Regions from separate parts of the Homo sapiens genome. Here region 2 is linked to region 1. A link is a loop called in an ENCODE intact Hi-C map of the cell type or tissue named here. Cell type or tissue: GM12878. All regions are shown on one strand. Each heading gives the region's core, and the rest is flanking DNA. Links, peaks and the distances in the headings are about the cores only.

Region 1 (2,778 bases), core at 200-2,699:
GGGATCTAAATACCTTGTTGAGGGGTGTCCCTGGGACTGGGGATTTCCCTGGATCTGTCATTCTGAAGACACCCAGGTAGTGGGGTAGGGGCTCTCTGAGCCTGGGATGTCCAGGGTGGTGGCATCTCTAGTACCATCATTCCCAAACACCCAGGGATGGATGAAGCAAACGCAACTGCAGGGTTGGTGAGGCTGCCAGGTTCTGGGCCTTGTCCCTGCAATGTGCTTCTAAGGGGAAGGGCCCTCAGCATTGGAATTTAGGTGGGGAAGCTGGGGGCTGCTCCCTGGTGCCAATTTCCCTGCTGATGGGGACATGGGAAACTCCCTGGTGCTGCTGCACAGCTGGCTCTTGGGGCGTAGGGATGTCCAGTAACCACAAGCAGGACCCCACTGCAAGTACAAGGGTAACTTTATTGACCCCCAGCTGGGCACTGCTTGGCCCCTACATCATTACCCCCCTATTTTGGCTGTTGCCCCCATGGCACTGCCTGTCAACTTCTACAACCTGGTGATGTCTGGCATCAACCCCTCCCAAAGATGGAGGGGATTCTCTTGCGAGTGATGGTGGCAGCTGTTTCAGGGGGCACAGGGCTAAGGCTGAGACGTGTCACCTCAACTGAAGCAGAAGAGGTGGATTATGGCATTGGCCACGAAGAAAAGGAAAATGCCTCCGCTTATGTTGCTGGATGCTGAGGGGCTGCTGGTTTGGCTGGTGTCGTTTTGTCCTGAGAGTCCAGTTTGTATCTGTAGGAGGAGAAGTGGGATAAGATCAGGGGACTTTTTTTTTTTTTTTTAGAGGTGGAGTCTCACTCTGTCACCCAGGCTGGACTGCAGTGATGCGATCTCGGCTCACTGCATCCTCCACCTCCCGGGTTCAAGTGATTCTCCTGCCTCAGCCTCCTGAGTAGCTGGGACTATAGGCACGTGCCACCACGCCCGGCTAATTTTTCTATTTTTAGTAGAGACGGGGTTTCACCATGTTGGTCAGGCTGGTCTCGAACTCCTGACCTGGTGATCCACCCGCCTCGGCCTCCCAAAGTACTGGGATTACAGGTGTGAGCCATCGTACCCAGCCCTCAGGGGACTTTTGAATAGCGTGTTTGTTATTTAAAGATGCAGTCCCCTTTCTACCCTCCCCGCCCTCCATCCGCCCACCTCCATAAAACAGTCCTCAGTTCTGCCCCATGTGACCACTACTTCTTCCACAAGGTCCTGTCAGGATGTTTGACTGCTTCCTGCTTTGACACAGGCAGGGACAGAGGTGATCACTGCCCCTGTCCACCCCCTTTCACAGAAACTTTCTGTTTTTTTGAGATAGAGTTTCGCTCTTTTGCCCAGGCTGGAGTGAAGTGGCATGATCTCGGGTCACTGCAACCTCCACCCCTCAACCTCCCGAGTAGCTGGGATTATAGGCAGCCGCTATCACGCCCAGCTAATTTTTTTTTTTTTTCCGAGACAGAGTCTTGCTCTGTCGCCCGCCCAGGCTGGAGTGCAGTGGCGTGATCTCGGCTCACTGCAAGCTTCACCCCCAGGTTCACGCCATTCTCCTGCCTCAGCCTCCCGAGTAGCTGGGACTACAGGCGCCCGCCACCACGCCACGCCCGGCTAATTTCTTTTTGTATTTATGGTAGAGACGAGGTTTCAATGTGTTAGCCAGGATGGTCTCGATCTCCTGACCTCATGATCCACCCGCCTCAGCCTCCCAAAGTGCTGGGATTACAGACGCGAGCCAGCGCGCCCGGCTCGCCCAGCTAATTTTTGTATTTTTAGTAGAGACGGGATTTTGTCATGTTGGCCAGGCTGGTCTTGAACTCCTGACCTCAGGTGATCCGCCTGCCTCGGCCTCCCAAAGTGCTGGGATTATAGGCGTGAGCCACCGTGCCCGGTCACAGAACCTTTCTTTTCACCTTTCCCCAGCGACCAGCCCTTCTGGCATAGAGGGAGACAGGGGAGCCCTGGCCCTTGACCTTCCTAGCCTGGCAAAGGGCTTAGCTTCCCTGAGCCTCAGTTTCATCTTCTGAGTGGGGAGAAGTTCATCACAGTTGTGAAGGTCACATGAGCCAGGGCTGAGTGAGAAAGCACTTGGCAAAGCGTGGGTGGCTGGATGTGGGGTGGGGAAGTGGCCAGATGGTGATCGAGCTGTCCTTAATGCTTGATGGAGCTGCAACTAGAACTGTTCTTGATGGAGATTAAGCTGGTTTTGATGGTGATCAAGCTGTTCTTGATCAAGAACTTGATGGCTCCGGTCTGCTGTACTGACTCCCCTCTGGGCACCTGGGATGCTACCAAAGCTGCCTCCTGGAATAGCAGTCGCTTTTGAGACTCCAGTTGTTTCTGAAATGGGAGAGTCCTGTCTTCTTTGCATTCCTGAACATCCAGGCTTCTCTCTGGCAGGGGAGTGGGGGTTAGAGTGTCCCCTGTCACCTCCATAACCACAGCAGGCTCCACTTGGACATCTCCTGGCCTCTCCCCAAAGGACCATCTCCCCAGACTCCCTGTGGGCCGATGCCTTCCTCACTCAGGGTTGTCTTCCCAAGTCTCTTAGTTCTCTATTATTCCACAACACCCCTTGGGTGCCCCAACGCGCCTAGCACCCTGTAAGTGCTCCCCAGCTGTGGATACAGGTTTCTCTCAGGGCAGCCCGCAAGCAGTGCAGCCCCAGCCAGAAGAGCTGGAAGGCTGGGCGGCCAGGCCCGCTGTGTCCCCAGTTTTCCTGTTGGAGTCCATCTGCTGTGCTCTCAGGAGAGAAGGCTGGGTCTCTGGGAGCTCACATCCTGT
Region 2 (3,023 bases), core at 261-2,760, 210 kb after region 1:
TGGCTCACACCTGTAATCCCAACACTTTGGGAGGCCGAGGCAGTCAGATCACCTGAGGTCAGAAGTTCGAGACCAGCCTGGCCAACATTGTGAAACTCCATCTCTACTAAAAAAAAAAAAAAAATACAAAAATTAGCCAGGTGTGGTTGTGCACACTTGTAGTCCCAGCTACTAGGGAGTCTGAGGAAGGAGGATTGCTTGAACCTGGGAGGTAGAGGTTGCAGTGAGCCGAGATCTCACCACTGCGCTCCAGCCTGGGTGACAGAGCGAGACCCTGTCTCAAAAAATAGAACAACAACAAAAAAAAGAAAGAAAGAAAGAAAAAGAGCCTAAGTCTTATCAAGCCAAAATCTAATTACCAGTTTTCGAGAAATATGAGGGATAGACAAAGATCATAATCAGTCAAACTCCAAATGTGGAGCATGCTACAGGACAGGACAAGTGTCCTGGATTCTCCAGTAGATTCATGATATAGAAGTAAAACTGGACCGTGGAATGTGAAAGTGACTTACCAAATGCAGTAAACTCATTTGGATCACGATTCAAATGAGTCAATTTGTCAAAAGATGTCTTCAGAAATTTAAATATAGGTTAGGCACGGCGACTCACACCTGAAATCCCAACACTTTGGGAGGCTGAGGTGGGCAGATCACTTGAGGCCAGGAGTTGGGTGAGACCAGCCTGGGCAACACAGTGAACGACCCAGTCTCTACCAAAAAATGCAAAAATTAGCCAGGCATGGTGGCACAAGCCTGTAGTCCCAGCTACTTGGGAGGCTGAGGCAGGAGAATCACTTGAACCCAGGAGGCAGAGGTTGCAGTGAGCGGAGATTATGCCACTGCACTCCAGCCTGGTCTAGAGACAGAGTGAGACCCTCAAAAAAAAGAAAGAAAAAAAGAAAAAAGAAATTTAAATATGAACTTAGATCAAATTAAGTAATTATTGTTCTTTTTTGTTAAGTGACACAGTGTTTGTGAAAATAAGTCTTTTTCTTTCTTTCTTTTTTTTTTTTGAGATGGAGTTTCGCTCTTGTTGCCCAGGCTGGAGTGCAATAGCGCAATCTCGGTTCACCGCAACCTCTGCCTCCCAGATTCAAGCGATTCTCCTGCCTCAGTCTCCTGAGTAGCAGGGATTATAGGCATGCGCCATCACGCTTGGCTAATTTTGTATTTTCAGTAGAGATGGGGTTTCTCCATGTTGGTCAGGCTGGTCTCAAACTCCTGACCACAGGTGATCCGCCCATCTCAGCCTCCCAAAGTGCTGGGATTACAGGTGTGAACCACAGTGCCTGGCCGAAAATAAGTCTTTTTCAATTCAGCACACGTGCATTATGGATGAAACGAAATGAGGCCTGGAATATACTTTAAAATACTCCACTATCAGCACAGCAAACAGAGAGGGGAAGATTGGCAAAATGTTGATAGTTGTTGAAACTTAGTGCTGGGCACGTGAGGCTTATTATACCATTCTACCTTTGTGTATGTTTGACTCTTTCCATAATAAAAAGTTAGACAATCACGCTCAAAAAAGGAAATGAGTATTTTGGACAAATGGGAACTTGGATGTAGCAAGCCTGCCCCCTGGTGGCAGGTTCCATTAGTGAAGCTGATGCTCCAGTCTCACTAAAGCAGGTCTGAATTCCCAGACCTGTCAAGATCCAAGTCCTTTATCCCGCAAGAACCCTACGAAGTGGAGAATATGAGCATAGCCTTTTACATCTGGAGAAACTGAGACTCAAAGGGACTCAGTAACTTAGGTTCCTAATAAGTCACTGGTGGAGCCAAGACTCCTGGAGTCTTTGGACTCCAGGTCCCCAGCCCCATAAATCAACATGAATCTGAGCCTTACTTTTCCTATCTGAAGAGAGGTCACATGGGAAGAGGCAAATGGGCTGTCCCTAATTAGAATGGGTCCACAGGAAGCAGATTATCATGGAGCAATTTTACCTATAAACTATAGATAAATAAATACAAATCGGTAATATAAATAAATAATAGGTAATATTCATACTAACTTCTGTGCGAGGCACTGTGCAAAGTACTGTTTATAGAGTGATCTCATCTAATCTGCACAGTGACCCTGTAAAGCATGTGCTATTATTGTCCTCCCTTTTACAACTGAGGAAACAAAGGTTCTAAGAGGTGAAAGAACTTGTCCAAAGTCACACAGGCACTTCAATTGGGGTCTAACTGCGTGTGTGTGTGTGTGTGTGTGTGTGTGTGTGTGTGTGTGTTTGAGATGGAGTCTCGCTCTGTCCCCCAGGCTGGAGTGCAGTGGCACAATCTTGGCTTACTGCAACCTCCGCCTCCTGGGTTCAAGCGATTCTCCCACCTCAGCCCCCTGAGTAGCTGGAATTACAGGCGCCCGAGTAGCTGGAATACAGGCGCATGCCACCACTCCTGGCTCATTTTTGTATTTTTAGTAGAGATGGGGTTTCACCATGTTGGCCAGGCTAGCCTTGAACCCCTGGCTTTAAGTGATCTGCCCGCCTTGGCCTCCCAAAGTGCTGGGATTTCAGGCATGAGCCACCATGCCCGGTTGTGTGTGTGTGTGTTTTAAAAGACTTTATTTTTAGAGAAGTTTTAGGTTCACAGTGAAGTTGAGTGGAAATTACAGACTTCCCATATACACCCTGTCCCCAAGGCACATCTTGGAGTCTTTCTTCCCACCAGATTGCTGACCCTGAATTTCTCCTCTGGAGAAATTATGAGAGGCATCATTGATGCATTGTTAGAGACCTAGTACCCACTGAGCCAACCACAAGTTGTTATCAAAATGCCACAATGAGGTCATTAAGGGCGACTGGCTAGGCCTGTCAGTGAATGTTTCCGGAGCAGCTCCTAACTGCTGTAGCAGAGAGAATCCCCGACAGTGTCCCCTCCCTTCTTCTTCCCAAGCTTGGGGAGCCCCAGCCCCATTTCTTTTCTTTTCTTTTCTTTTTTTTTTTTTTTTTTGAGATGGAGTCTTGCTCTGTTGCCTAGGCTCGAGTGCAATGGCACAATCTTGGCTCACTGCAACCTCTG

The links. Hi-C counts contacts between places; a loop is a spot of excess contacts. Peaks named below come from ENCODE experiments on the same cell type or tissue, not always from the same donor. Only the 100,000 strongest peaks of a DNase experiment are listed, where the experiment ranks them.
Region 2: a loop joins it to region 1, with 4 times the contacts of the local background. A loop is called at or near these places in 57 of 110 quality-filtered maps.

What each region holds. Positions count from the first base shown.
Region 1 is chr1:26,318,137-26,320,914 of GRCh38, reverse strand. CD52 (CD52 molecule) reads right to left here. Exons shown (of 2, transcript NM_001803.3): 2 at 392-744. The coding sequence ends at 613. It also overlaps a transcript of UBXN11 not described here. Among named protein-coding and RNA genes, the nearest start is that of CD52, 1.6 kb to the right of the region's middle. RefSeq lists enhancers at 1,951-2,050, 1,192-2,177, 2,551-2,700. In GM12878, for the core only: no CTCF peak of the experiment used is centred there; DNase peaks (open chromatin) are centred at 1,164 and 2,063; H3K4me3 peaks cover 2,388 bases; H3K27ac peaks cover 2,236 bases.
Region 2 is chr1:26,103,696-26,106,718 of GRCh38, reverse strand. No RefSeq gene overlaps it. Among named protein-coding and RNA genes, the nearest start is that of PDIK1L, 6.6 kb to the left of the region's middle. In GM12878, for the core only: a CTCF peak has its summit at 1,581 (motif pointing left); a DNase peak (open chromatin) is centred at 1,526; H3K27me3 peaks cover 150 bases.